Regions from separate parts of the Mus musculus genome. Here region 2 is linked to region 1. Evidence: chromatin loops called from intact Hi-C (ENCODE). Cell type or tissue: heart. All regions are shown on one strand. Links, peaks and the distances in the headings refer to the core of each region. The heading gives the core; the rest is flanking DNA.

The links. A loop is a pair of places that touch in the nucleus more often than their neighbours do. Peaks named below come from ENCODE experiments on the same cell type or tissue, not always from the same donor. Only the 100,000 strongest peaks of a DNase experiment are listed, where the experiment ranks them.
Region 2: it touches region 1 in a loop (5-fold over the local background); 7 of 42 quality-filtered maps call a loop at or near these places.

The regions. Positions count from the first base shown.
Region 1 is chr5:3,589,390-3,605,163 of GRCm38, forward strand. Rbm48 (RNA binding motif protein 48) reads right to left here and starts at 7,158. Exons shown (of 5, transcript NM_172991.4): 1 at 6,577-7,158; 2 at 5,866-6,056; 3 at 2,281-2,426; 4 at 834-1,414. The coding sequence starts at 6,813. Pex1 (peroxisomal biogenesis factor 1) reads left to right here and starts at 6,677. Exons shown (of 24, transcript NM_001293806.1): 1 at 6,677-7,128; 2 at 13,843-13,986; 3 at 15,407-15,490. The coding sequence starts at 7,000. In heart, for the core only: a CTCF peak has its summit at 7,247; DNase peaks (open chromatin) are centred at 6,782 and 7,172; H3K4me3 peaks cover 2,513 bases; H3K27ac peaks cover 1,774 bases.
Region 2 is chr5:3,535,715-3,551,488 of GRCm38, forward strand. It overlaps Fam133b (family with sequence similarity 133, member B), which reads left to right and starts at 8,119. Exons shown (of 11, transcript NM_001042501.1): 1 at 8,119-8,233. The coding sequence starts at 8,210. In heart, for the core only: no CTCF peak of the experiment used is centred there; a DNase peak (open chromatin) is centred at 8,107; H3K4me3 peaks cover 1,610 bases; H3K27ac peaks cover 1,049 bases.

The DNA of each region.
Region 1 (15,774 bases), core at 3,812-11,811:
GGGGGAAAGACAATCTCATCTCCAACTCGTTCAGAGCTTCGAGGTTCCCACATAAGCAGTAGAGTGCTGGCAACCACAGACTCAGTCTTTAGAAATCTCTGTGGGCTGGGGGTGTGGCAGGGATGGAGCGTTTGCCTAACACACGTCCCTGAGTGCTGTTCCCAACAAAATTAATTACATGATTAATTAGTTAATCAAAATCATTCCTTTTATGAATATTTATCATAAAAGTATTTTGACTCTGATGTAATCTGCAGTAACTGACTTTAAGAGAAATAATTATATCTGTCAATTTTGACTTATGCTATTACTACCTAGGGAGCTAGCTTTAAATAGGGAAGGGAGGCGAGACAATTTCTGGAATCAACTGTTATAATATGACTGACTGGAACATTTAGCATTTTTTTACCTATACTGACATAAAATGTATTTGTTCACTGTTAAACCAAGAATGACTGTCAAAGGGGGCTGGAGAGATGGCTCAGTGGTTAAGAGCACTGATTGCTCTTCCAGAGGTCCTGAGTTCAAATCCCACCAACCACATGGTGGCTCACAACCATCTGTAATGGGATCCAATGCCCTCTCTGGTGTGTCTGAAGGGAGTGACAGTGTACTCACATACATATAAAATAAATAAATATATCTTTAAAAAAAGACTGTCAAATCAGATATTGATCAAATTTGTTATTTTGGAAAATAAAGGTAGGAAAATACAACAAAACCAAATAATTACAAAGTTTTAGTTCCTCCAAATAATTTCCTATCAAGTGTTGGTCTCTCAATTAAATTATCTCAATTTAAAAAAAAAAAAAGAAAAAAAAAAAAGACCTCACCTCTTTAAGTTTCCTCCGAATTAAGGTTGCCGTTGTATTCAAGGAGTCGTCCTGCAGATCTACTGTGGGGATACCTGGTAACTTAGGTCCAATCAAAACCTCGTTACTGCTTGTGTGTGTCTCAAGCAGAGTTCCCAGTTCTCGATCACAGTCTCGCCGCCGTTTCCTCTCCTGCAGCTGTGTTGTCCTAGGCATGAACCTGCCAACTGCCTGTGAGGTAGCAATGGCCTCTTGCACACTAGAGCAAGGGACGGAGTTTTTGTAAGTGTTCATCTGCAGCTTTGGTGAAAAGGCACTGTGGTCACGATGCCTAGACAGTTCACCATGGTTCCTAGCACTATTACAGGAGTCTGATACTCTGTCCACATGTTCCCCACGTGAACATGTGCTCTTGGAAGCAAAACAGCTTAAAGGGAATTCACAAGAATAAGGAAGACAAGAACTCGAGTTCTCTGGAGGACTCTCAGGAGATGTGTTTAAAGCAGCTGTACCAAATCCAGGCATAGGTGGATGGAAACCTTGTCTAGAATCTTTTGTTCCTTTCTGCTCTGGAACTGGTTTCTTCTTCGCCATGTAACAATCTTAAAAGTCAAGTTTTAAAAGTTAAGGGAAAGAAATCGTTCATTAATCACTTTGATCATTCAGAATCTTGAGATTCTAAAAACAAACCTTACTATGCTAAGGCCCTCTACTCCCGAAACGGTACTTCTAGAGCAGGGACTGCACCGGGAAGACTTCAAGGCTTTCGGAAAGATCCCAGGCTACCACCAGGCTTCGCCTCCTCAGCACTCTAGAACGCCTCACTCTTCCTCTGGAGCCACTTGAGAGACAATAAAACTTATATTTTTACATTTTCCACTAACTGTAATCTTAGAGTCTCCACGCCATTGCATAGAAAGCTTCTACAGTTCCAGGGTATCCTACTAGAACCATGTTTACTTCATCCTTGTGCCAAGAGAAACTCAGATGGACATGTGGGCCACCCAACTATAACAACTGGAAGTTTCCCATGATGAGCAGCATGTAGAACCAGTCTGTAAACCATAACTGCTTCTTGCTGCCTTAATGTTAAAGCCTGGCCACAAGTTCCATGATTTGTTGCCTGTCTACTTTCCTAATCTCACTCACTAAAACCTCGGGACCTTGGTTACTCTGTAGGACTTGCAGCTCCTTAGACGTATGGTGGCGATTCATCTGTCTAAGTGTTTGACATGTAGCCTGCCTTACCTTGCCATCCTTTTAACCCCACTTCTGAATACCATTTACTACTATTCAACTATCTCTCACATCCCAGAGGCAATCTCAATGAAGCAACACCTCTCCCTTCCCAGCCGAGATTCTACAGGGGTGCACAGAGCAAAGACTGTGACTGGGCAGGAATTCCACAGTGACACACATTCCTAGCAGTGCCTGATACACAGGAGGTGTTAACACACACTTTCCATACCTTGGTTTTTAGTAACTCTTGTAATATAAGCCTTTCTTTCTTGTAATTTTTTTCTAGTTTCTTCAACTGTCTCAAATTCTGGAGCGTAGCACACATGAAGTAACCCTCCAAAGAAGCTCTGTTCATCCATCTTTTTCTTAGCTACCCTAGAAAGAAAGAAATACATAACATCAAGAGAACTCTAAAGAAATGCATAAGTTATATTGCTTAAAAACACAATTATTTTTACTACTTTTATTTCTGTGTGTGTGTCTGTATGTGGGTGTGTGTACATGAGTACAGTTGCCTGAGGAAGCCAGAGGTGATAGATTCCCTGGGACTGGAGTTTCAGACAGTTGAGTCCCCTGACCTGGGTGCTGGGAACCACACTCCAAATCTGAGTCCTCGGGAATAGCAATAAGTGCTCTTAGCTTTTGAGTCATCTCTCCAGCCCCCAGATGCATGGCTCCACCACCCACCCCAACCCCAAGACAGGGCCTCACTATATAGATCTGGCTGTTCTGAAACTTACTCTGTAGATCAGGGTGGCCTCAAATTCAGAGGCCTGCCTCTGGCTCCCAAGTGCTAGGATTAAAAGCATACACCACTGCATCCAGAAAAATTTATTTTTTTAAATTATTTTTAGTTATGTATAAGTATGTTTGGAGGCTCTAGCCTGGAGCTAGAGTTAGACACTTGGCCTGGTTGATGGGATGACTCAGGTCCTGTAGAGAAGTAGTATATGCTCTTATCGCTGAGACATCTCTCCGGCCATGGCATTTAAAATAAAGATTTACCTAAGATAAAAGATTAACAAATGATGCATAGTTTGTTTTAAGAAGCAAAGGGTGTGTACGTACGTATGTGTTGGGAATCCTGGGAAAGATGCTTGGTTTTTTGAATGACTCCACTGACCCAGAAAGTACTCTTTAAGAAAAAGATTTATCTGTTTGTTTATTTTTATGTAAGTGTGTTTATACATATGGGGCCAGGGGCCAGGTGCCCACAGAGACCTGAAGAGGCCATTAGATCCAGCGGAGCTATAGGCTGCTGTGAGCCACCTGATAAGGGTGCTAGACATGAACTCCAATTCTCTGGAAGAGCAGCAAGCTATCTTAAGCACTGAGACATCTCTCCAGCACCAAGAAATGAGTCTTCCCTTTCCCTCTCCTAATAATGGAATACGTTTTCAGCTAAGCTGGACACACTTACCTAGGCTTTTTGTTTTTTTTAACTAACTTGGGATCCTACTGGTTAGCCTGAGTTACAGAACTTGAGTAAAATGTGTAACTTTGGGCTTGTCACCAAGACTGGTGACCTGAGTTCAGTCTCTGGAACTCACACGGTAGGAAAGAACTATCTCTTGTACACAAGCCATGGCATGCCCTCCTAGATACACATATATGAATAAATGAAAATATTGAATACAGAACAACTAATCAGTGCAAAGATAAAGAGTGTGTTCCTTCTGGGGCTGGAGAGCTATAGCTAAGGGGTGAAGAGCACTGCTGCTCTCCCAGAGGGTCCAGGTTGTTCCCAGCCTGGCAACTTCACAACTGTCTGTAACTCCAGTCTCAGGGGAAAATGCCCCCGTCTGCTCTGCAGGGGCCTGAATGCATAGGGCATAAAAGTTCACATAACCATACCACATACACATAAAGAGAAATAAATAATGTTTAAAATAAGAAATACTGAACACTTATGCTGAGTCGAGCACTGTAGTAATTAAGTACTTCTGTATCTACAGATAATCACTAATGTTTATTGAGCTATTACCCCATGCAAAGCCACAAGTGTGTCACTTAAATTGGTATCTCATAACCATCTCATGATGAAACCAAGGCACCAGGAAATTCTGGATCATATTTATACATTCATTTATAAAACTAGGATTCAATTCAGATGTCTTGACTCCACAGCCAACTGTATCAGAGTCTGTGGAGATACGGGGCTCTAGAGAATATGCTTTCTAGACTATGAAGAGTTGGCCAGCTGATGAGAAAAGACACATGGCCTTTTGAAATCAAGTGATTTGTGGTAGACTGTTAGTAGCACACAAAAGAGATAATATAGGGGCTGGAGAGAGAATCTGGTGGGCGAAAAGAGCACTTGCTGATCTTTGAGAAGAGCAGAGTCAAATCCCAGCATCCATCTTGGGTGGTTCACAACCACCTGTAACTTCAGCTCCAGGGGATTTGAAGTCTTTTTCCATACCAAAAAAAAAAAAAAAGTTTATGAATAGCAAAAGCCAGAAAAAGATATGGTTTAGATAAGGTTAGTGATTAAAATGAAAAAATGGCTAACATGAGCTAGGAAGGCTGCTCCGGTGGAAAAGCCCTTGCTGGAGTGCCTTGGCTCAGACCCCTGGCATGCACGTGAAAGCCAGGCACCGCACTGTGCCTGTAATTCCAGTGCTCACAGGGTAGAGATAGAAGGATCACTGAGTTTGACAGTCACCAATCTAGCCAATGAGCTCAGTGAGGGAGGGGCCCAACCTCAAAAAATAGGATAGAGTACACTGTAGTGCACACAAGCCTTTGAACCTGGTGGAGATGGGTAGGCAGAGTCTGGAGGAAGTTTTGAGTTCTAGGTCAGCTGGTCTACACAGCCAGTTTCAGGCTAGTGTTCACTCACATACACACACACACACATACACACACAGGAATATGCACACACATGCACCCCCCCCCCCCCCCGCCAAAAGGGGTTAACATAAAATAAAGCATTCCTTATTGGAATACAAAGTTGATTAACATAGAACTATACAAATAAGAACTGTCATTACTAATAGTTACTTTTTGTTTGTTTGCTTGTTTTTTGGAAACAGGGTTTTCTCTGTGTAGCCCTGGCTCTCCTGGAACTCACTCTGTAGACAAGGCTGGCTCCACCTCAAGAGGTCCACCTGCTTCTGCCTCCCTGGTGCTAGGATTACAGGCATGTGCCACCTCTGCCCGGCTCTACTATTTCCTCTTAATAGGAGGTACCAGTCTACTCCCTTTACATAAATTGTCCCATTTCATCCTTGCTCAGTGAACCTCAAGAAGTAGTCCTTTTTGCCATATGGATTTTAGGAAAAGAACAAAAATTTGCTTGGAGGACTAAAATTCTCCACAGTCATGAATCCACAGGACTGATAATTTACTTCAAACGTAATTCTTAATCTACCACACTACAGGTTCAAAATTTGCCAAGCACAGGTATGAGAGGATGGGAAGAGTATTGTTGTAAAGTCAGCCTTTTAAAAGCTTGAAGGAAGAGCTGGGATGTCACTCACTGTTAGAGTGATTAAGTCGCAGATGTGAGGCCTGGTGAAAAACAAACTGGAAGGCGAGGTGGAGTGGTGCATACCTTTAAACCCAGCACTCGAGAGTCAGAGGCAAAGGCAAAGGGATCTTTGAGTTCAAGGCCAGCCTGGTCTACAGAACTAATTCTAGCACAGCTAAGGCTATCCAAATAAACCCTGTCCCCTCCCCTCCTCCCCCCAATCAGGAAGACTGAGAGCAAGAAGTGCTTCTGTGCTTTGGGTACATTTGGGAAACAGTTGGGGCCAAAATGACAGCAACAGGAATAAGATTTTAACAGGAGTTCTGCTTAACTTGTACATACCTTGCACTCTGTAATTTCACAAATTTAATGAGATAAACTTCTGTAAAATCTTCCGCTGGGTATTCATCTAGAGCGTTATACTGTTCAATCGCACCATACAGAGCAAAACGCTCAACTAATTCCTTCATGGCTCCCACTGCAGGAACTCCTTGTATTAGTAAGTACTGAGACTCCAAATTGATTGTATATACCTAAAGTCAAAGGAGACCTCGTTAAATGTACTCTTCAAACAAGCCTATGGCAAATCGGTCCTCCCACCCCCTTTTAAATGGAGCTTTGAAAACAAGAAACAATCCGGTCTGCAAAACATACACACTAAACTGTCACTCTTCTGCCTAAAGACTACCACACTCCACATAAGGGTATCTGACTAAACCACTTAACAGACGTCTTTTCCAAAAGCTGACTCCAGAGAGGTTAATGTAAACAGCCACTGAACACTCACTCACCCTGGGCTTGCCCTGTGAGAAGCGCTATTGTAAACACATAGGATACAAAGCTAAAAATAGTGGGTTGGAGGTTTGGTAAGCAGCTAACCGAGGGTAGTGATAACCTTTGGTACCGGGGCCCGGGTTCTTCGTGCCCCCTCCACTTAGAGATGGATCTCACAACATCCCTGCCATGCCTTTATGGAGGCAGGCCTTGGGGAGCTAGTGCTCACAGGAATTTAGTGTCCCTGCCGAGGGGAGAGAAGAATCCGAGTCACTCTACCTTGACCGCGCGAGGGCGTCGGCCCTCCCGGTATTTGGCCCGCGAGTCACACACAGCCGTCTGGACGTGGTGATCGAATACGCCACCAGGTTTCCCGTCACTGGATGCCATCTTGCCGGCTCTAGTCCCCCGCGCCAGAACAACATCCGCCAGCCGCGCTCCTCTGAGTCCAATAAGAGAGCAGGATGGACCAGGCGTGCTAGGATTGGCTGAAGGATCGACCCCATCGACGATCATCTCCTGAGAGCGAGAATTCGACGAGCGACGTGCCGCCCCCTAGAGCTTCGGAGGTGGCCCGAGGGTGACAGCGGCCGGGCGTGGGAAGAGGGGGGCGGGCCTGATCGATGTTCTCGGGTTCCGACGCTCTCACCTGACGAGAAGCCGGTGGACTCCGCTCTCCGGTGAGAGTTGAACCTTGGGACAATGTGGAGCAGCGATCGCTTAGCGGGTGCGGGGTCTGGTGGGGCGGTCGTGACGGTGGCCTTCACGAATGCTCGGGACTGCTTCCTGCATCTGCCGCGGCGCCTCGTGGCCCAGCTTCACCTGCTGCAGGTAACGCGCTGGCGGGACGCGGACACCACTGACGTCTCGTGGGACTAGGGTCAGCTGACACCTTTTCCTGCAGGGACATCGTCTGCCACCGACCCCGAGCTGAGGCGTGAGCGAGGGCCCCCTGCGGGCATGGCGTGGAGTGGCAGCGTGTGCATCCACACCACGGCTAGTGTATCCTCAGACCCTACCGTGGAATTCCTAGTGCACCCCTTTAACTCGGTTAAAGCAAGCTGAGCATGCAAGGGTTCTGCCCCAGCAGTCAGAAGCGGCCCTCACTCAAGGATGGAAAGTTCTAGAGAGCTCTTACAGGTTTGCTTACAGGTTGCTAAAGCATTATCCTGCCAACGAGTTGCCGGTGCAGCGATAGAGGTGTTGAGTGGCAGACTTGGTTTGTAGATTACCAAGGTTTCCAACCTGTGCGAAAGGTTAATAAAAGGATAGATAGCTCTCCCTGCTCCGGAGGACTTCGAACATAGCAAGAATATGTGCGGCGAGGGAGGTGGGGCGGGGTGACAAGGTGATGGAATTATTCACACCCCACACTTTCACCTCGGTAGCTAGGATTACTTGGACCTCAGCGAGCTGTCTGGATTCTGTCATTATGGTGTTTCAAGGCTATTAACCATCGGTGGAAATACAGCATCCATATTTTCCTAAGAGTGAGCAGAAATAGACTCTCTTAGTTTGAGTGTATTCATGGGGTTAGAGTATTTGAAATCTAAAATCCTAGATGCATGGTACCTGAACACTGGGTCATAAAAAAAATATACAAGAGTTTGAAATGACTTCAAGTATTCTACCTTTATTTCCTCTTTGCTACATTTATCTTGCTTTTACAGTCCACCTATCAGAACACACCAATTTCATCAGAACCATTCTTACTGTTAGTTTATCTCCACCAAATATTCTCTAACTCTCTGGTTTGCTTTCTGGTGACTGAAAGGAATCATTCACTGTTACCAAATCCCAGCTTGGATCATTATTCCCTGTCATTTCTGATGGGGATTTTTCAGTGTATTTTCAAATCTCAAATTAAGCTTACCACCCCATGAGTTTAGAAAAATGCTTCCTTATGGTCGCTAAGAATTTGAACCTGACATGTTGTTGCTTCCTTGGATTCATCACTGTTTAGGAATTACATAGTCTTGGTCTTTATTATTATTTTTATTATTATTTGAGAAGTGAAGAAGTAAAATACTAAGCATTTGGATTAAGTCTTGCATGCTTATATCTAATCTTTATTGTTTATAGAAAGGTGGAGCTAGATACACATGAGGTTTCCTGTCCTGGTTTTTTGTTTTGTTTTGTTTTGTTTTGTTTGTTTTTTTCGAGACAGGGTTTTTCTGTGTAGCCCTGTCTGTCCTGGAACTCACTTTGTAGACCAGGCTGGCCTCGAACTCAGAAATCCGCCTGCCTCTGCCTCCCGAGTGCTGGGATTAAAGGCGTGCGCCACCACGCCCAGCTTCCTGTCCTGGTTTTGTGTAGTATTAATATGACTTTTGTTGAGAGGTCATTGCTTTTAGCAATTACTTGGTATGATACCATAAACTGACCATAACTTATATAACTGCTCACCATGATTAACTTTTGAACTCAACTTTTAGAAATTTAAAGTGACAGCTATGTTTTGCTGAAACTGTAAAGTGTTGTTGCTTATGGATCATTTTCATTTTTGGTTATTTAGAATTCCCAAAATAATTGTCTTAGTCAGGGTTTCTACTGCTGCGATGAAACACTGTGACCCAAAGTATGCTGGGGAGGAAAAGGTTTATTTGACTTACACGTCACATTGTAGTCCATCATTAAAGGAAACCAGGATAAGAAGTCAGGCAGGACAGGAAACTGGAGGCAGGAGTGTGTGCAGAGGTCATGGAGGGCTGCTGCTTACTGGCTTGTTCCTAATGGCTTGCTCAGCCTGCTTTCTTATAGAACCCAGGGCTACTAGGGGTGTTACCACCCACCATTGGCTGGCCCTACCCCATCAGTCACCAATTAAGAAAATGCCGTACATGCTTGCCTGCCGCTGCATCTTATGGAGATATTTTCTTAGTTGACATTCCCTCCTCTCAGATAGCTTAGTTTGAAACACATTAACAAGAAACTATCCTCCTGGTAGTGGTGGCTCACACCTTTAATCCCAGCACTCAGGAGGCAGAGGCAGGTGGATTTCTGAGTTCGAGGCCAGCCTGGTCTACAAAGTGAGTTCCAGGACAGCCAGGGCTACAGAGAAACCCTGTCTCGAAAAACAAAACAAAATAAAACAAAAACCCAAGAAACTATCCAAGACAAATTGGCCCAGAAGCATAGATAAGTATGAAAGCAGAAAGGTTCGTGTGTTGGGAATCATCTCATTTGACCTGAAGTCCTAAATATGTAACAGGGATACGAAGTTAGTGGGAGGAAGAGTTACAACAGTGACCTTTATCTGATTTACCTCAGGGTTTTCAGAATCCAAATAGTCTGGTTGTTCCGCAAACTTACTGAACCAGAATCTATGAGGAATCAACTTTTAAAAGACGTAATAAATCTTCAGGTAACTTACATGCACAGAGTTGAGAGCCGAGGCTATAGAACATGAAAGGTTAACAGTGAAAGGACCTGAGTTATCTAGGTTATTTAGAATTGTCTGAGGCAGAGTTCATTTTCAGGAAGCTAACGTGTGCTCTTGTCTGCCCTGTGTCAGCTCCACTAGCCTGCCACTGTTTCTCACCTGACTCTGCTCCTTTGCTGGTTCTATGCCCACTCTCACCAAAGTCTCCTTCCTTTCATATAAACCCAGGTCTTTAACAATGGTATAGTCCTTCTCCCCCACAACTCTGTGGTTGCCCATGGCTGTGTATGTTTCATTTGTTACATACTATCTTGTTTCAAACATGTCTTCCTTTGTTCATTCAAGTCCTTATTTAAGGACTGGGTGTACCAAGTAGATATTTAACTTAGAAGTTCTCAGTCATACTGGTCAACCCCTTACTTCTTGGTCGGTTTTCTATTATTGTAGGGTCTGATTATATAGCCCTGGCTGGCTTGGAACTCTTTATGTTGATCAGGCTGGCTTTAAACTCACAGAGGCCCACCAGCTTCCACCTCCTGAGCATTGGGATTAAAGATGTGAGCCACCATGCCTGGTTTGTAAGATACTTAAGGCCATCATGACCCCTGTTGACTAGTCATGGGTGGTGTCTCCCATTGTTAACACCTCAACCCATGTCCTTGAGGGACACAGCCACTCTCAGGTAAGAACCGCTGCTCAGTCACCCTCTGTATATTTTAAGCTCAGCATATGCTGTGATTGCAACAGAGAAGGGATTCCTACTGACACCAAGTGCAGAAAATGGATCTACACCTCACCCAGAAGGTGATGACAAGTGTGCAGACTTGTCGTTTCCTTGTGTTAGCAAGAGATAGCCCAGGCCTTAGACCTAGGCACACCTGAGGCGTTTGAATGTATAGATTCACCTGATTGTTTCTTCTGTGGTGATGTTGATAACACAGTGTGGGCCAACGTCAACAATCAGTGCACTTCTTGATTAGGTTCCTAAGGGGTTCTGTTCTATGACTTCCATCTATCGGAAGGCTTCTGTGGTTCTAATGGAAACCAAGGTACAAATCAGCTTAGAACATTAGTTTGCCAAACCTCACTGAGTGCAGCTCATGACACTGCAGCTAGTAACTACATTTTGACCAAAACCAAATGACTGAAATGTTTTTCTTGTCTGATAAAGTTGTTTTTTTTTCTTTTGCTTTCCCAGTAGCCTAGTAGATAGATATTTTAGACATTTCATGATGTACTTTATATTTCTTTCTTTAATGTATGTCTCTGGTTTTAAAGCTTTCTTACGAAATAGAGGGCACTGAGTTGTATCAGCAACTTATGAAACCACCTAAAAAGTGCCTGGGGCTCTGTTACCTTTGCCCTTGAAACCTAGACAGTGGCCCAGGACTTCTGACTCCAAAACCAGGGCTTGCTTTTGCTTTGTCAAACTGCTTAGTTGAATTGAGCTTTGCCAGCAGAAACAGTTGCATCATTGCTTGGAAACTGTGAGAAGAATTATGCAGCTAAAGGACAAACAGTGGCTTTTGTTTTGTATTTTGTTCTTTCCAGACAGGGTTTCTCTGTGTAGCCCTGGCTGTCCTGGCACCCACTGGGTAGACCAGGCTGGACCTCAGAGATCTCCCTGCCTGTGCTGGGATTAAAGGAGAACTTTCTTATGTACAGAAGTTTACTAGTGAGCGTGTTTGAGAGCCGTGTTGCCTAAGACTCCTGTATTCTTTGCTATTTGTTCTAAGAAACATGGAATGCTGAAATTTGATATAAATGAGAGAGTTTGGCTTCACTATTTTAAGGTTAGTGAATTTATTTCGAAATGAATTTCATAACACGTAGGCTTCCTGAGATAACAAGTCTTCAGGACTCTCCATCAAGGTGCTTGCTGATGTTTCTTAGAAGTGGTAAGTGTGTGGAGTGCTTGTGATGTAATGGCAGATGGGGAAAGCATATGACATCCTGGCCATAACATGTAAACGCATGAATCATTGACTGAAAAAGGCTAGCAAGAAGCATACAGAATAGTTCATGTGATTGTGTCTCCCTCCAAGTGCACATATTTCCCAAGGTTCCTGGGCAGATAATTGTTTTGGTTTTGTTTTAAATCACAACCCTCCTGCCTCAGCCTCCCCAGTGCTAGGATGAAAGCTGCAGATCATCCCTGACAGTACACGTCTGAAACCATAGAAGGCTTTGGTCCTTTAGCTCTCAGCACAAGCTACAGATTCTGTTATTTTCATGTTTTGCTGGTCTAATAGATTTCTAATTTTAAGGACTTATTTTTAATTACATGCATGTGCTGGATCCCCAGTAGGCTTAAAGTGCAAGTAGTGCTCTCTCTCCATCACAGAACCGTCTCTGGCCGCTTTAGACTGTGCTTCTATAGTCTCATGACCTTTGTTTACTTGTTCATTGTGGGTTTTGAGACAGAGTCTTACTGTATAGCCTTGGCTGGCATGAGCTCACTCTGCAGACTAGGCTGGCTTTGAACTCATAGAGACTAGCCTGCTTCTGCCTCCCAAGTGCTGGGATTAAAGACGTGTACCACCACGCCCAGCCAGTTTTATGAACTTTAAAAATCATTAAGGAACTACATAATACAATATTTTCAGGAAGTCACTAACAGGAGCTCCCTCTAGGAGCATGGCTCCGCCTTTACCTTCTTTAATTTTTCTACTTTTACCATGTGTATTTATTACCTTTTAAATAAATCTATTGATCAGTAAAAGATTAAATACCCCAGCTGATAGGAGTTTCAAAAGTCTAAACTGTGTTGTTTTATATCTTTATATTTTAATTATTTTATTAAATATATATAAGCACTTTTCCTGGATGTATATGTTTCTTTTTCAGTGTGTTCTATGCATACTGAAAGCCTGTGTAAGTTCATCCAACTACCTGTGGCATTTGGAATTATGAATCCCTTGAATTGAAAGATCCTGACAGAATGTAAAAGGTCACAGAAGCCCTGAAATTGGCAAGATAGATGTCACTGTTAGCAGAACTAGCTTCACTGATTTAGAAAAATAGAGGCACACAATGCTCTGGCCACTCCTTGAACCTGTGTGTCTGCCAATGTTTTGACCGTTCCTTGACTCATGTGTGTGCCCACTGATGAAGCCCATTGCCAGGTGTTTGTGATATTGGTTGATGAGAAAGAGTCAGAAAATCTCCCCAGCAACCACAGCCGGGCCAATCCTGAGTTGCTACACCTGCACCAGACTCTTTCCTTGTACCCCTCCCATACCCATTTCTTCAGAATAGACATTGTTTAGATCTGGAAATCCCTTACTCTCCCCCTTCTCCTTTCCCCTCTGAGGGCCTATAAAAACTGGGACCTCTTTCCCCTCGAGGTCAACTCCTCTACCCCTGCGTGGGATATGAGTCGTCCCCAGAGCTCTGGCTTTCCCTGAATAAAGCCTCATGTAGTTTGCAACAAGCTCGGTCTATCGTGAGTTCTTGGGTGTCCACTATTGTCCTGAAGCCTTTCGGAGTCTTTCAGAATCAATCCATAAGGCTGACATAAGACTATGAACATATTGGTTTTTTGGATAGTGAATATATTGGGTTTTTTTATGTTTAAAATAATTATTGTTGGGCTGGTGAGATGGCTCAGGGATTAAGAGCACTGACTGCTCTTCCCGAAGGTCCTGAGTTCAAATCCCAGCAACCACATGGTGGCTCACAACCATCCATAATGAGATCTGGCACCCTCTTCTGGAGTGTCTGAAGACAGCTACAGTGTACTTACATGTCATAAATAAATAAATAAATAAATCTTTAAAAAAAATAAGCCGGGCATGGTGGCACTCGCCTTTAATCCCAGCACTTGGGAGGCAGAGGCAGAGGCAGGCGGATTTCTGAGTTCAAGGCCAGCCTAGTCTACAAAGTGAGTTCCAGGACAGCCAGGGCTATACAGAGATACCCTATCTCGAAAAACCAAAAAAAGAAAAAAGAAAAAAAGAAAGAAAGAAAGGAAAAAAAAAGAAAGAAAAAAGAAAAAAAATTATTGTTTTTTAAATTACAAATGTGAATAAGAATGATTTAACTCCCTCTAACACTTTTTTTTTGTTTTATTAGTTATAACAGTTGCTTATCTGGATCCATCGAGGAAAAAAAATCATAAAAACTTATCACCCCCTTTTCTCTCTCATTGTTTGGATAAATAGAATCAAGCTATAGAAGTGGCCAGCGATCACCAGCCTACCTACCTGAGCTGGGTGGAAGGCAGGCATTTTAATGATCAAAGTGAAAATGTGGCAGAAATTAATAGACAAGTTGGCCAGAAACTTGGACTCTCAAGCGGAGATCAGGTAAGTGCAATGTGTGACAGAAGTCACTTCTTTTCAATGTCACATCCTAAGGTGAGGTCATTCGTATGCTCTTATAACCAGGCCAAGATATTCAAACTGACTATAGTTTGTTAAGTCAGTGTTTAACACGTCTCCCACATGACTTTGTATTCTAGTTGCTCGTTTTCTAGTCAATTCTTTGAGAAATTTTTTCTTTTGAGTGTGGGATTTCTCCTTATTTTAGAACTTCATTTTAGTTCTTGTCACAACGGTTTTATTATTTAGTGTGTGTGTGTGTGTGTATGTGTGTGTGTGTGTGTGTGTGTGTGTGGTGGGATGGGGATGGAGAGTAGTGGGGCCAGGAAGAGGTCAGAAGCCATGCTTGGAGGTCGGAAGAGAACGTGCAGGAATCCATTTTCTCTTAGCTGTTAAGCCATCTCTCCAGCCTGCCCACCCTAGTTATTGAGACAGGGTCTTTCACTGAACCTAGAGCCTGATAATTTACTGAGCCTGTCTGTCCAGTGAGCCTTGAGAACCTCCTCAGTGCTGGGATTATAGGAGCCATTTCTTTCGGCTTTTACTGTGTGAGTACTCTGAGTCCAAACTCAGATCTCCTCACACACACGTGGCAAGTGCAGACTGGGCTGTCTCCCCAGCCCTTAGAGGCTTCCATTTTTAACAGGAAAATGACCTTAGAAGTCACCAGTGCCTTGCTTTGCCAACCTATCTTTACCCAGGATTTTCTAGCACAGTCCAGTGGCAACAGCTCTGGGCAGGATCAGCTTCCTAGGGTGGATTCTGATGTCTTGATTAGATCTCTGAACGGTCGTCCTTGTTTCTCATGTGCTTCTCATTTGCCTTCGTTTCTGCAGACTCCTCTTTGTAATCCTACTAGGAAGACTCCCAAAGGACATGCCCGAGTCCCCTTGCTAGCTGGGGAGCACTCACTTCCTGGTGGGCAGGAAGTGCTCTCTGTTTCCTCAGGCCCATCCTACCCAGAGTGTGTCATATGTGATCACTTGTGTCTGTATTCCAGCTACTCCAGAGGCTGAGGCAGGAGAATCTTGAGGTCGAGGCCAGCCTTAGCAGTGTAGTCAGATCTATCAAAAAAGGAAGGAGAGGCTGAAGAGCTGGCTCAGTGGTTAAGAGCACGAGCTGCTATTCTAGAGAACCCACATTAATTCCCAGCACCCATACGGCACCTCACAACTGTCTACAGCTCCAGTCTTCTTTCTTGGAAGGTTTTGTTTTCCTAAAATACTGAGTATATCAAGGCCTAGCTAAGAATAAGTACTTAATATTTGCTATCTGAGACATGGAAGAAGGGGAGGGGGCAGAGAGAGACAGAGACAGTGAGACAGAATATTACCTAAAGAGATAACTTATTTTCTAGAGACAGGATAATCTTACAAAAGTAATATTTTATTTCTTATTTCTCCAGGTGTTTCTCAGGCCTTGTTCCCATGTGGTATCTTGCCAACAGGTTGAAGTGGAGCCTCTCTCAGCAGATGACTGGGAAATACTGGTAAAGGAAAACTAAGTGTTATCTTACTGTAAGGTTAAAGACATATAAGCATCAGTTGATAGATTTCACTGGGCTTCTCTATGTATTCTGAGTTAGTTCGTATTTTAAGGATGACTTGGTAGAAATATAATGTATAACATGAGAATCACAGATGAGCTAACCATGCTGTGTTTGGGATTTATTTACTTATTTATTTATTTCAGTTTTTCCAGACAGGGTTTCTCTTTGTAGCCCTGGCTGTCCTGGAACTCATTCTGTAGACCAGGCTGGCCTCGAACTCAGAG
Region 2 (15,774 bases), core at 4,641-12,640, 53 kb before region 1:
ATGGATAGAGATAAATCGTAAGAAGACGAAGCCTGTTACACTGATACTACATTTGGAATGGCAGGCAAAGCACCACCACCCCTATTCTCTGGAGAAGAGCGAATGAGTCACAGAAGACCAGCTGCTCTATCAAGGCCCAACCCATAGTGAAAGTCATATACACTTAGCTTGTCACCTGGGAATCCCAGCTTCCATTGGCCTTATTTCTTCTCATGTGCACCAAGCACAGGAAGCCAGTGGACAGAAGAGAAAAGATACATATATCCTGGATCCTTCCAAGAGTTGCTTGGACTCTAACTACCTATATTCTTCTGGTGAGCTCTGCCTTTAGGTTTTAAATTTACACACAATGTGTGTATGTGCCGAGTGAGTACTATTGAACAAATCAGTGAATTTTCCCACTCAAATCCCTTTTAGTTTTGCTATCCCCAGGGTTCTAGAAACTTAAACACAAGAGCTAAAGGTATAATAAACCTTGGGGACAAACAACATCTATGTGATTGGGATTTGGCAAAGATTTGCAAGATGGGACATAAATCATTAGTAAATGGCACTTTTATCAAGTTTTGAAACAAGCAATTTGAAAGAAACTATTTAAGAAAATAAAGAGGAAACACATGTTGACAGGAAAATGGAGAGTATATTCTGATAAATCATGAATTCAGAGTGTTAATGTATTTTTCTTTTTTTAACTTTTTATTGATCCTTTGTGAATTTCACATCATGCACCTTGGTCCCACTCATTTCCCCATTCCTTCTTATCAGCCCTCTTCTGTTATAACCTCCCTGCAAAAGACCATTGAAAAATAAGACTATGAAAGAACTATTAATCTTGTCATAGAAGCTGTAGTGTATCACAGTGTGTCACTCAGTATACCCTTTTGTCCACAAATCTTTACTTGTGAATATTCATTGCTATGAGTCACTGGTCAAGGCCTCTGGCTTCTGCTATACTATCAATACTGAATCCTCACCAGGGCTCGTCTCAGATACCCTCTTGTTGTCCTGTGTCATGGAGGTCCTGCAGCTTTGGATCTGCAGGACTGCCCCCTTCACTAACTCCAGCAGATCACAGATGGGGTAGATGTTGGGGTGGGCTAACTCAAAGCCCTGGATCTGGGCCTGCCTGCCAGCTCTGCTACACCCACACCACCAGGGTGAGCTCTCTAGTACTGCCCAGGCTAGTTAACCCAATGCCACAGCAGGCAAGGGGAGAAGCCAACTGTCCTGCTCTCACATGCTGGGGCCAGTTCAAGAGCGCCTTCATCACCAGGGTCAACTCTACTGTGCTGCCCAGGTGAGGTGCAGGGTCTGTTTTTCCTAAGTGCTGCAGCCAATGAGGGGCAGGAATGGCTCTCTGTCTCTCTCAGGACCTTGGGATCAGTTCTCTTGCCTGCCAGAGGCATCTAGGGATGAGGGGTGGGGAAGACATCTCTCCCAAACTCGTAGCAAGTCATGGCAGATGAGCACTGGGGGCCAGCTCTCCTGAGTACTTCAGCCAGTAAGGAGAGGAGCCAGTTCTCCACAGCCTTTGGACATCAACATGGTCCCAGGTGGCAGCCCAGACCACGGACATCCAACATAAGCATTTAGTGGTCATGTGAGCCACTGGACATCAACACAGACCCCTCCTGCTCTTTAACCACGGACCCAGACATGGCAGCATGGCCTCGGGTGGCAACACAGGATACTCACAACATACTACTCCTCTCCACTCTGTCTCCAGTTCAGCCTCTCTTCATAGTGCTCAAACCAGTCAGCTTCTCTTTCTCCCATCTCTCCACCATATACTTGCACATCACAGTGGCTCCCGATGCTGGGCCACTCTGCAGATGAGCCTCTGTGTGTCTTCCTCAAGACGCATGGCAGTGAGCAGACCTCTTGATAGTTCAATTTTTTAAGTGGGCAGATTTAAAATGACTCTTTATCAAAGGAGATGAGATGAATGAGTACCTGCACTGATGGCCTGCATTTCATTAAGCAAGTGTAATTTAAAACAAGGAGCTTCACTACGCACATGGCTAGAATACAAAATCTTGACAAAGTGTTGTTACATATGTATAATAGCAAATTCTCACCAATGATGGTGTCATGTGATACAGCCACTTCAGAAAGAGACCAGGGGTCAGAGATACACTTAGAGCTCAACCTAACAATACAACATCTAAGTATTTACTACAAAATGTAAACAGTGTACATCAACAGTGTTCATAATGTTAAGTCTGATTGCCTAAACTCAATGCCCAAAAGACTCGCTGCCTACACATACTTTTTTTTTTTTTTTTTTTTTTTTTTTGGTTTTTCAAGACAGAGTTTCCCTGTATAGCCCTGGCTGTCCTGGAACTCACTCTGTAAAAGACCAGGCTAGCCTCGAACTCAGGAATCTGCCTGCCTCTGCCTCCCAAGTGCTGGGATTAAAGGCGTGCGCCACCATGCCCAGCTACACATACATTTTTAAAGGAAGAACTATTAATATAAAACAGGGTTGTTTGTTTGTTTGTTTGTTTGTTTGTTTGGAAGATGGCTCATTTGCTAAAGTACCTGTTCAGCAAGCATGAAGACTTGATGCCTGTCCCCAACACAAACTTAAAGTCAGACATGTTTATAATTCCAGTGTGGGAAGGGCAAGGTTGTGACAACATCCTCAGAGCCTGCTGACCAGCCAGTCAAGCGGAATCCATGAATTCCAAGTTCAATAGGAAACCCTGTCTCGAAGAAGAAGAAGAAGAAGAAGAAGAAGAAGAAGAAGGAGGAGGAGGAGGAGGAGAGGAGAGGAGAGGAGAGGAGAGGAGAGGAGAGGAGAGAAAAGAAAGAAAAGGTGGAGAAGAACAGAGGAAAACACCCAGTGTCAGCTTCTGGCTTCTACACACATGCACACACGTTCAAACACACAAAGACATAAACACAAACACTTACCCACTTATATGAAGTTCTTGTAAAGGCAAAACCACAGCAACAGAAAACAGATTGGTGGTTTGCACAGACTGGAAGACAGGGAAGGAAGTTAATCGTGTAAGAGCACCAGAGAGCATTTAGACAGATGGAAATCTTTCTCTGCTTGGTTGTGGCCATGATTACATGAATACACAGTTGTCAAAATTCAAACTACATTACAGGCTGGAAAATGCTATTTGTTCACTGCCATGATAAAATGGACACTTAATTAATAAGTGTAAAGATGTCTTGGCCAGTCTGAAATATTTGAGCAGTGACTTTCATAGCTCATGAGTCACATCAACAAGGATGGAACAAGAGGAAAATTACAGCATTGGTTCAGTTAAAGCGCTCATGGGCATGGGAAACCCTCCTTTCTGACTCACTTTCTTGCTAACTTCCCCTGCTTTTAGAGGGGGAATTCAAAAGAATTCAACCTGAGCTTATAAAAGAGCAACTAATTAAATAAAGCGACTGCTTGCTTTTCAAGGGCACGAATTCCTTACGAGTAAATCTTTTACAGATATTGTACAGTAAGGAACGTGAGTACCAGGAGCACAGATGATCACAATGACATGTCGTCGTTGCTGGAATGCCGCAGAGCAAAATTGTATCCAGAAGACACATGGCAAGCGTGGATCCCCAGGGAGAGTCAGTGGAATACTTGAGACAATAATAGAACCTGTGAAGGATAACACTTCCTCTGTCTGACTTATTGAATTACTAACAGTACTCTGAGGGACTGACCAGGAAAACTTTGTGGAGAATTTTCAGAAAATTGCCAAAACATATTCAAGAATACACACACACACACACACACATACACACACACACTGAACAATATGAATTGTCACTTATACAGGCCATCTGTGGCTAAGTAGTTCATAATCTGAACTGCCTTTCTTAGGGTTTCTATTGTTTGATGAAACCATGACCAAAAAGCAAGTTGGGTTGAGGGAGAGAGTTTATTTAGATTACACTTCCCCAACATAGTTTACCATTAAAGGAAATCAAGGCAGGAACTCAGACAGGGCAGAGACGTGGAGGCAGGAGCTGATGGAGAGGCCACGGAGGAATTCTGCTTACTGGCTTGCTCCTCATGGCTTGCTCAGCCTGCTTTCTTACAAAACCCAGGACCACCAGCCCAGGGATAACCCCATGCATGATGAGCTGGGCCTCCCCTATCAATGACTAATTTAAAAATTACCCTACAGGCTTTCTCAATCGAGCCTCCCTCCTCTCTGATAACTATACTTGTGTTGAGTCTACATAAAACTACAGACCACATGAACAAATAAGTTTTCTTTTTACTGATGTGTGTGTGTGTGTGTGTGTGTGTGTGTGTGACAGAGTGACGTTCATCTGTGCATTCACATGTATGTGGGTGCGTGCACATTTGTGGGTAGGTACATGTGAGGCAGGGTCTCTCACTTGATCCCAAAGCTCACCAATTCAGCTAGTCTAGCTATCCAACTTGCTTAGGAGAACATATCTCCACCTCCAGAGCTTGCTGGTGGACCACTATTCCTGCGTGACATTGGGTGTGTGCTGAGGATTTGAACTCCAGTCCTCATCCTTGCCCAGCAAGCCTTTACCAACTGAGCCACCCAGCCAGCCTTACACATTGTTTTATTTACTCCATGCTGTCATGGGCTATATATGTTTTATAGTTTCTTTTTCTCCAGTAATACGTAATGGCCATTTCCCCATATCAAGACACACAGCTCTATCTCACTTTTAAAGCTCATGCATGTTTGTCACTGCATGGGAGTACTATACTTTAACTGTTTCCTTTGTCATAAATATTAAACTTGATGCCTTCCAACAAAAGAACAATTGTTGCAGGGGCTATTATCATCAAATATAATGTGTCACTCTTATCCCTGAAGGCTAAGAATACATACATCCAAACAACAGACATTTGAGTTTGTAGATTAAGTGTCTACATCTGTTTCCATTCAAATTCTCAAGCACCCATACAACAAATAACTCAGCAGTATGGGACGATCATCTAGTATACTTCCCAAGTTATAATTAGTGAATGCCACTCATTTGGAACATCTCTACCCAAGAGAGTTATTGATACAGTTATTACTGTTATTTACAGTTTTGCTCTTTTGAAGTTATGCATCTACTCCTATTCAAAACACATCTGTACAATAAAACAAGCCGCCTTTTGCCTCCAGCCTCATGTGCCCTTTCAGCACTATCACCCCGTGCTGTCATACTTGGCCCTGTCTATCTCCTTTAAGCCAAGCTCTTCCCTCTTCCCTCTCAGCTCTTCAGTAGGAAGTCTGCCCAGGGTCACAGTCTCCCTGAAATGCAAGGTTTTCACTCCTCCCTTTCCCCCATAGCGACAGCGGGAGGAGACATGTAAGGGAGACAGTAAGGGAGACATGTATTTTCACGTTTGACACACTTGTGTACAAATGCTCAGCAGCTCTGCTTTGTCACCGTGAGACACTAAGCAAAAAACTTGGCTCTCCCTGCCCTCCATTCTTCTCATCTAAAAGATGAAATGCAATCTCTTGATTATGCCTTAGGCATTTGAGACAGCGTGAAATTCACTGCTAGAAGGAAGTGTGTTGCTTAGCTGATCACATGTGCAGGTGGTGTCTAAAGGCATCTCTTTAGTCTTCCCACAGAGTCACTGTGAATTTTGTTCTGGAAAGACTTGGATTGATGTAGGTTTTATGACGTCCTTTCTCACCATCTCCCCTGTGTCCTGGCTAGTTTTCCTCTTTCTCTGTTCTCCACTGAGACACCTGCTCTAGGACTGGGTCACTTGATGGCTAAAGATAGCCAGAGGAAACACAAATCTTCCTGTTGAATTGTGTCAAGCAAGCCAAAGATGAGGAAAGTAAAAGCAAGGAGAAGCTAAAGGGAAAACTCCCCATCTTCTCTGGCATCTCCAGTTGGGCTTCTGGAAACACTGGCTGACAACTGTCAGCATCGTCAGTGAGCCACAAAGAAAGAATAGGCTACTGCTCACAGACTCTCTGCATTGGGTACAAAGCAAAAGTAGTTAATCATCACCTTTAGTTGAAAGTAAGGGATAAGGAAGGAGAAACAGAAATAAAACCTTGAGGCCAAGTCCATGGTGGGCAGTGAAGCTGGTTCCCCAAGAACAATCAGCACTGAGTGGTACTAGAAGAACCACCATGGGTTATATTCAACACAGTTCGAGAACTGTCTTAGGGATTTACTGCTGTGAACAGACATCATGACCAAGGCAATTCTTATAAAGAACAACGTTTAATTGGGGTTGTCCATTATCATCATGGCAGGAAGCATGGTGACATACAGGCAGACATGGTGCTAGAGAAGCAACTGGGAGTTCTACATGTTGATCCACAGGCAGCAGAAGGAGAATTGTGTCACTGGCCATAGTGGAGTCGGAGACATCAAAGCCTGCCTCCATCGAGACACTTTCTCCAACAAGACCACACCCACTCCAGCGAGGCCACACCTTCTAATAGCACCACTCCCTATGGGCCTATGGAGACCAATTACATCCAAACTAATACAGGACCGTTTTAAGAAAGAAAGTGGAGATTGGAATATCTGTTGCAACAATAGAGGGTGAGAAAGGAGAGAGTCTCTGTCAGCGAGAAGAAGATTTTCTTTGAGGTACTGGATTCCATGCAGGGCCTCGCACATGCTAGGTAAATGCTGTATCACTGTCACTGGTGTTACTCGTAAACTTTTATTTCCCTAAATTAAATGTCATCTCTGAGGCTTACTGCCTCAGTCTGCTAACCTAGGCCTGGTCCTGGAAGCCTCTGTGCAATCTAATATAGGCCTAGAATGTTTTACAGGCTCTGATAAGTTACTGCTGAAAATATTCACCCTCTCTTGTTCTTTCTGAACTCTGACTGGCTGGTTCAATTCAGCTGTTCTGGCTCAAATTCCTCTCCAAGCTGACTGGTTCTAACTGGCTTCTCTCACTTTCTGACTGAATTGCTCTGATTGGCCCCGAGTTAACTCTGGCAACCTGTTCTAATCTTCTGGCTCCTTCTCACTCTCTGACTCATTCTGTCTTCACCCGTGTCTAGCTTGTTCTCTTTTCAACCCATCTCAGTAAAACTGCCTCTCTCCTCGCTTTCTCTCTGCACTGCTCTCCTAAGTGGCTTCACTGCCTCTCTCCTGACAGTTGGGCATATTCTATATAGTCTATTTTGTCAGGTTGTTCTCTGATTCATCACTTTGTCTGCCACTCAATTACACATAACTTTCAAATATGGGTGCTTCCTTCTACAAACTAACTTTACCTTCACTGTTTGGGATTAAAACTGTGTTCTAAGTGCTGAGTCATACCACAACTAGAAACAACTGTTTTTTAGTAAATAATACAATCTCAGGTTTCACAGTGTGATCACATATCCTGCAGCATATACCAGCCTTTTTCCCTTTGAATTTTACTTTACACAATGTCTAAGTTACCCAGATCAGACTTGGACTTACTTTGTTGCTCAAAATAGCCTCAAACTCATGATGTCTACCCACCCACCCCTCACCTCATATCCATGAGGTCTGGGGAAAGGCTAAAGGATTTTCTTCAGTATAATGAAAGTCCCATATTTCCATTTTCTAAAATTTCAGAAAGGATTCTGATCGATTTTATTCCTGATGCATTCATGTTGACATGAATCCATAAGTCACTTTTTCTAAGCCTGTGAATAGTCAGAGAATATGGTGTATTAATTAGTCTCTAGAGTCTAGACCACTTCTGAAGTTTAAGTCCAATCCAGATAATCCCATAGCACCAAAGCAGTAAAGTCTAACCTGTGTGTGTTTATCTCCCCCTATGAGTTAATAAACACACCCCTTAAAGATAAGGATTATGTCTTAACTATATTTGACTGGTCCCAGACTCATTTTTTTAAGTTTTATGACAATTTTTTCCATTAGACTTACTTTATGTGTTTGCCTACAGGTGTGCAGTGCGTGTGCCTGGTACCCACAAAGGTCAGAAGAGGGCATTGGATACCCAGGAACTGAGTTACCGATTTGACTACAGAGTGGGTCCTGCTCAGGAATGGTTAAGTGGGTCACAGGAATCCTGCTGCAGCTCCTGGGAACCGCAGGCGGTCGCTAGCGCCGGGCTGTCCTCCGCACCACCAGGGGGCGCCGTGGCGCATACGGTCTCCCCGGATTGGCGGGGCGCCGCTCTCTGGGCGGGGCATAGAGGTGGTAAGAGGACTCGCGGCGGGCCGCTTCGGCTTCTTCTCGGGCCTGCTCCCTCGGCGGCTTCCCGCGCCTTCAGCCGGCCACCATGGGGAAACGGGATAATCGCGTGGTGAGTATTCGGCGGGGAAAACGGAGCAGTGAGGCGGGGCCGGGCGGCAGGCGAACGAGCGGAAGCCGTCGCCCGTCGCGGCGGGGCTGGCGGCCGCGTCGCACTTGGGGCCCCGAGACCCCGCGCCGTGCGATGCGCGTGCGCCTTGCCGGTCCTCAGCGTCCTGCTCGGCCGACCCTGGGGCCTGTCGCCCCGCAGCGGTAAGGGCTGTGAGCCGGAGCCGCCGGTGCCGAGAGGCCCAGACCCAGCGCAGCGGGACCACGGGGATGGGGGTGGGGGACAGGGATGAGGGCTTTGGGGTACTCTAGACTCCAGTGCCCTCGGAAGTTAGTGACTTCTGAACCCAAGTTTCTACCTGTGGGAATGGGAGTCCTCCTTAGTCACCGCTTGACCACAAAGGCAACTGCCCAAGCGAACGCGAGTGGGTACCTAAAGAGCTGCCCGGGAAATGACAGTGTTCCCCGCTCTGTCTTAAAAACAACAACAACAACAAAACAAAAAACAACAACAACAACAACAAAAAACGTCCGTTTTAGTTTCTTGTGGTTCTGTCGTGGAAGCTCGGTGGCCACTAACCTTGCTCGCACTGTGCAGGAATGTACTTTCCTCCTGGCTTCAGGACGAGACCGTAGAATGAATGGAGTTGAGATGAATAGAATAGAATAGACCAGTTGAAATGGTCTATGTGTGTGGGCATCCAGAGTTCGACATAGTGCTTGGACTATTAATGTCCTCAGACACATCTCACCTGATTCCTGGAGATTTTTCTGTTTTGTTTTGTTGTTATTAATGATGCTATCGTTGTTTTAAAGATTATAGGCTTGCTTACAGACATTATTACAGTTTCTTACTGAAATCCAGACTTTCATTTTACTGGAAATTTTTATTTACACATTCCTTAAGGCATTTTCAAAACCTATGAAATTAGTCTCGTTTACTGGAGGGTGTTGACAGCTCTGTACTGTTCTGTTCTGTTGTCATCGCACAATATGTTCTAGTAGCATTTTGTTTGCACTTAAAAGATTCTAAGACTGAAAACATTACATCAAAAGGTGGGAGGTGTTGGAGATGTAATGGAGAACTAATACTTAGGGCAGGGTAAGGATGCTTAAACTGTGACCAGAACTTGTATCATTTGCTACTTGGTTCAGTCCTCATGGATCTTGATATCTCCCCCAGCCCCCCACACCACCACCAGCCCCAAAGTCTCACTTTTTAACAGGACTTTTAAACCACAGCTATCCTATACATCCTGGTCCCACACATAGACAGCTTCTCCATCATCAACATCCCCCACCGTAGAGATACAGGTGAACGTGCAGTTATCTTTCAGGAATCACATAATCCTATGATACTGTGCATAGTGTGTCTTTAGACACGTTACTAATGACATCAGCCACTATGATGCATTGCCACCACTTTGAAAGACTTTGCTTCAGTCACACCTGCTCCTCAATCCACCACAATCACTGTTCTCTTTACTAGCTCCATAGTTTTCCAGGACTAGAGTTTGAGTGTCTGCCTCTGAAAATACTACCTGTTCTGACGTTTGTTGTTGTTCTCCAGAAATTGAGAGGCAATCCAGTTCTTTTTCTTACATTGGTGATGCCCTCATGGTTTTAAAGATTATAGGATTGGGGATTAAAAAACACAAAACAAAACAAAAGCAAAGCAACCAATCCTTTAGAGGACTGGGGTAATGCTTGGAGAGTAGGAGCACAGGCCACTGTCCATCCATCCGTCCATTCGTCCATCCTTCCGTTCTTCCTTCCTATTAATATTTGCTTGCTTGCTTGTTTTGAGATGGTCTCTGTGTTTGTCCCTGACTGACCTGACTAGGCTGGCCTGTGCCTGCTCTGCCTGTGGAATATTGGGATTAAAAGCAAGAGCCAGAGGCCTAGTCTGTGCTGCTCTTGCAGAGGGCTGAAGTTGCGTTCCCAGTACCTACATCAGCCCACTATAATGCCAGCTCCAGGAGATCCAGAGCCCTCTTGTGATATCTGTGACCGCTACACACAGGGACACAAAGATAGATGCAAATTAAAAACAAACAGAAACCCCTTTAGATCTCGTGTTGAACAGTTGTTTTGGCTTTATTCATATTTATTGATTTTGTGTGTCTGTGTGCACACCTACCACGGTAAGCTTATGAAGGCCAGCAAGCAACTTGCAAGAATTTTTCCTTTACCATGTAGATTACCAGGATCAAACTCAGGTCCTCAGACTTGGGTATAAAAATGTTTTGGTGAGTTGAGCCCTCTCTCTCTCTCCTGAACTGTAATTTTTATTTTGTTCTGTTGTGGAGTTTGTTTGTTTGTTTTGGAAGTTGTACTTACAGCCTTTGAAGCTACTGAGAACTGAACTTGAGTCCTTTACAAGTGTGCACTTTAACCTATGAGCCATCTCTCCAGCCCTTCTTAGAGAAGCTTTGGGTTCACAGAACACTTGAAGGGACAGAGAGTTCTGTGCATGTGTGAAAGCTTGCCTGCCTGCACTCCCACGCATGGGTAGCCTCCTGTTACCAGTATCTGGCAAGACCAAAGTACTTTTGTTACAGTCCTGCATTGGTATCTGTAAAGGGCTGAAGCTCAAAGTGCCTTAGTTCCTGTTGTTTTCTGGATGCTTGCTTCATATTCTTTTTGATAACCTGTGGATACATTCTTTAGGTAAAAGTAGAGCAATGACTCAGAGTCTGCCCATCCCTTTAGCATCAAACTGCAGTGCTCTCTTGGTGTCTCCACATGTGTGTATTCCCTTGAGTTACAATATCAAATCATTTTCTTTTACTTGAACTTATACAGTAGTTTGGAGCCACAGACATTTATAGTCATATGTAATATGAATATGTGACTTACAAAAAGTATTTGTTTTTGTAATTTTTATTACACTTTAATTTTTTGTATGTGTATGTGTGGGGTTGTGTGTGCCAGGAGACAACTTTCCAGAGTCAGTACTCTCTGTCCACCATGTGGGTCCCAGAGAACAAACAGAGCTTTCAGGCTTGGAAGCCCATGCTTTTACTTACTGAGGCATCTCCAGTCAAGGCTGCGGTATTTAAAATGACCAAGTTGGGTGAGTGCAATGGCCTAGTGATCAAGAGCACTGGCTGCTCTTCCATAGGACACAGATTTGCCCCCAGCACCCACATGGCATCTCACAACCTCTCAGTAACTGTTCTAAGGCATTTTTAGCCCTCTTCTGATTGCCATTGGCACTGGGCACCAGAGGCCAAAAGAGGATGTAAGATTCCCTGGGCTAGGGTTTATAGCCAGTTAAGAGCTGCCATGAGGACCAAGATCCTCTGCAAGAGAAGCAAATGCTCTTCCCTGCTAAGCCATCTATCTCCCCAGCCGTTAGTAAGTAGTGGATTACTTCACTTACTTAATCTTCAGCATATAAAATGGTGAAGGGGGTGGCCTGGAGAGATGGCTCACCAGTTTACTCATCCTACTCCTGAAGAGGACCTGAACATGGTTCCTAGCACTGACATCAAATGGTCTGTAACCGTCTCTAACTCTAGCTCCCAAGAGGTGCAACACTGACTTGTCATCTGTCCTCTACTGGCTTCTGCACTCTAGTGCACACACTCACGCATATACACATAGTCAAAAATAAAATAGTTGAGGGGATAGCTCCTCATTTGGTGTTACATGTATTCCTATTTTGTTATTTATTTACTATGAGGCTTATTGTTTTGTTTATTTTTTTTTTTTTTTTTTTGCAACTGAGTTTCCTTTTCACTTTAGAACCTTGGAAATCTTTCCAAATCACAAAAAACTAAAAGTCTACTTTTCACTGACTACATAGTATTTCACTTAGGAGGCCCATACACTTCAGTATATTTCATGAATCCCAATTTGATGATGGCCTAGGTGTTTTCGTTTTTTGCTCTTGTGGTAATTTAGTTGGGATGGCCTTTTTCTATAGTTTCACTCTTTGGAAATAATTTACAGTTTTAAACTTAAAATGTTTACCATTAGGGTACTTCTAAAGTAACTGCAGTTAAGAGTATTTGGTACTCTCTCAGAGAACCTGGGTTTGGTTCCCAGCACTCATAACTCACAAACAGTTGGAACTCCGGTTCCAAGGGTTTGATGCTCCTTTCTGGCTTCAAAGACACATACACCTAAATTAACAAAATAATGTCATATATATTTACCATACTGTTGTACAAGTGGTGGATGTAGTTTGTGTGATGTGAATCAGCAGCTTTGTTAGTCAGTTGACAATTCTGTTAATTGAGAGTATATGTTTTTATAAAAACAAGATAACAAAAGTTCTGGGATTGGGAGATGAGTTAGGAAAGTGCTTGCCATGCAAGCCTGAGGACTTATTCCACAGAACCCAGGTAAAAACCAGGTAAAGCGGTGTGCATCTTTAATCTCAGCGTGGGGTTGTGGGTAGAGACAGGAGGATCTCAGCCTCGCTAGCCAGCCAGTGCAGTTAAATTCATGAGTTCCAGGTTCAGTGAGAAACCCAATCTCAAAAATAAGGTGGAGAGCACGTGAGGAAGGCACCCCATGTCAGCCTGTGGTTATAAACACATACACAGTGTCTCTGTATCTTCATTGCATTGGATACCCATATCTTGTCTTAATTTTTCTAGACATCCCTAACATTAGAAATTCTAATATTCCTTCATGCTTGTCAGAAACTTATGTCAAAGGTTTCTGGTCATCCAGGTAACTAGGCAGTGTTGTTTTAGTGGAAGCGATTCCTAGCATTTGCTGCTCAGTGGTGGGGTTGTATTGTTTACTCTGCCAGAGAAATCTCAGCTCTGTCACCTTTGTCACATAGGTGGAAGTGTTGGTCATTTTTACAGTGTTGATAGAGTACAACAAATGTTAAGCAGTAAGAGAGACCTTAAAGTTAACCTAAGCGTAATTGCCTTTAGCCTGTTATTTTTTTATAAAGTTATTTATGTACTTTGCATCCTGATCAGTTTCCCCTTTCCTCCATCCTCTTCCTTCCCTTCTCCTTAAAGAGGAGGCCTCCCATGGGTATGAGCCAGCCTTGACATACAACGTTGCAATACGACTGGGTGCCTCTTTTATTGAGGCTAGACAAGGCAACCCAGAAACCAAAAACCGATCCAAAGGCGGGCAACAGACTCAGAGACAGCCCCTGCTCCTTCTTTAGGAGTCCCACATGGTGACCCAGCTGTACAACTGTTACATGTGTAGGTTCTTCCCATACATGTTCTCTGATTGGCAGTTCCCTCTCTATGAGTCCACGTTAGTTGATTCTGTAGGATTTCTTGTGGTGTCCTGGACCCCTCTTCAATCCTTCTTCCCCCTCTTCCACAGAATTCCCCAAGCTGCGCTTAACGTTTGGTTGTGGTCTCTGCATCAGTGTTCATCAGTTGCTGGGTGAAGCCTCTCTGATGGCAGTTAGGCTCCTGTCTGCTAGTATAGCAGAATAACATTAACAGTGTCAGGGGTGCCCTCCCGCTCATAGCATGGGACTCAACTGGGCCAGTCATTGGTTGCCCTTTCCCTCAAATTTTGCTTATTTTAACCCCTGCACATCGTGTAGGAACAAATTGTAGGTCAAAGGTTTTGTGACTGGATTGGTGTCCCAGTCCCTCCATTAGAAGTCTTGCCTGGTTACAGGAGATGGCTGATTCAGTCTCCATATTCCCTATTGCTAGGAGTCCTAGCTACAGGCACCCTCATAGTTTCCTGGGAGTTGCCATTGTCCTAGGTTTCTAGCTCATCCCAGAGATGTGCCCCCTAGCCCTGTCTAGTACTCTTTCCTTTCATCCTCCCCATTCCTCCTGTTCCACCCATGCCTCCTCTCCCACCCAGTTCTCTCCCTCCATCCACTCCCATGTCTAATCTATTTCCCTTCTCACTGAGATTCTACACACACTCTCCCTTGAGCCCTCCTTTTACTTAGCCTCTTTGGGTGTGTAAGTTGTAGAATGGTTTTTCTTTATAGCTAATTTCCACTTACAAGTGAGTACATTCCATGTTTGTCTTTCTGCATTTGGGATACCTCATTCAGGATGAGCTTTTCTAGTTCTATCTATTTGCCTGAAAATTTCATGATGTTGTTATTTTTAATAACTGAGTAATACTCTATTGTGTAAATATACCATATTTTCTTTACTCATTCTTTGGTTGAGGGACATCTAGGTTGTTTCTAGTTTCTAGCTATTACGAATAAAGCTGCTACAAACATAGTGGAACACGTGTCCTTATGGTATAGTGGAACATCTTTTGTGTATATGCCAAGGAGAGGTATAGCTGGGTCTTGAGGTCAATCTATTCCCAGTTTTCTGAGAAACTACCAAATTGATTTCCAAAGAACTATATAAGTTTGCCTTCAAACCAGGAATAGAGGGCTGTTACCCTTGCTCACATCTTCATCAGCTTGAGCTGTGGCTTGAGTGTTTGAGTTTAGCCATTCTGACAGGTGTAAGATGAAATCTGAGTTGTTGTAATTTGCATTTCCCTGGTGACTAAGGATGTTGACCATTTTTAAAGAGCTTCTTGGGCAATAGAGAATCCTCTGGAGAATTCTCTCTTTAGATCTGTACCCCATTTTTAAATTGGGTTATTTGGTTTGTTGTTTAATTTCTTGAAAATAATACATATTGGATATTAGCCCTCTGTCAGATGCAGAGTTGGTGAAAATCCTTTCCCACTCTGAAGGTTGCTGTTTTGTCCTTTTGATTGTGTCCTTTGCCTTATAGAAGCTTTGCAGTTTCATGAGTCCCATTTATTAATTGTCGATCTTAGTGACAGCCATTGGTGTTCTGTTTGTGAAGTTAACTCCTGTGCCAGTATGTTCAAGTCTATTCTCTTCCATCAGATTCAGTGAATCTGGTTTTATGCTAATAGTATCTTTGGACCACTTGAACTTGAGTTTGTGAAGGATGATAGATACGGATTTGATTCCTTTCTTCTTCATTCATACATCCAGTTAGACCAGCACCATTTTTTTTAAAGATTTATTTATTTATTACATGTAAGTACAGTGTAGCTGTCTTCAGACACACCAGAAGAGGGCGTCAGATCTCGTTACAGATGGTTGTGAGCCACCATGTGGTTGCTGGGATTTGAACTCTGGACCTTCGGAAGAGCAGTCGGGTGCTCTTATCCACTGAGCCATCTCACCAGCCCCCACCATTTTTTGAAGATGCTTTTTTTCCATTGTACGGTTTTGACTTCTTACCAAAAGTCAAGCATTTATAGGTATATGGGTTTACTTCTGGTTCTTCTGTTTGATTCCATTCATCAGCCTGCCTTGTTTTTATGCCAGTATCATGTGGTTTTTATTTTTATTTTTGGTAGTACATCTTAAAATCAAGGATGATGATACCTCCAGAAGTTCTTTTACTGTACAGGATAGTTTTAGCTATCCTGGGTTTGGTTTTGTTTTGAGTGTTGTTCTTTCAAAGTCTGTAAGGAATTGTGTTGGGATTTTGATGAGGATTGTGTTGAATCTGATCATTGCTTTTGGTAGGATGGCCATTTTTACTGTGTGAATCCTACTGTACTGTATGGGAGACCTTCTCATCTTCTGATATCTTCAGT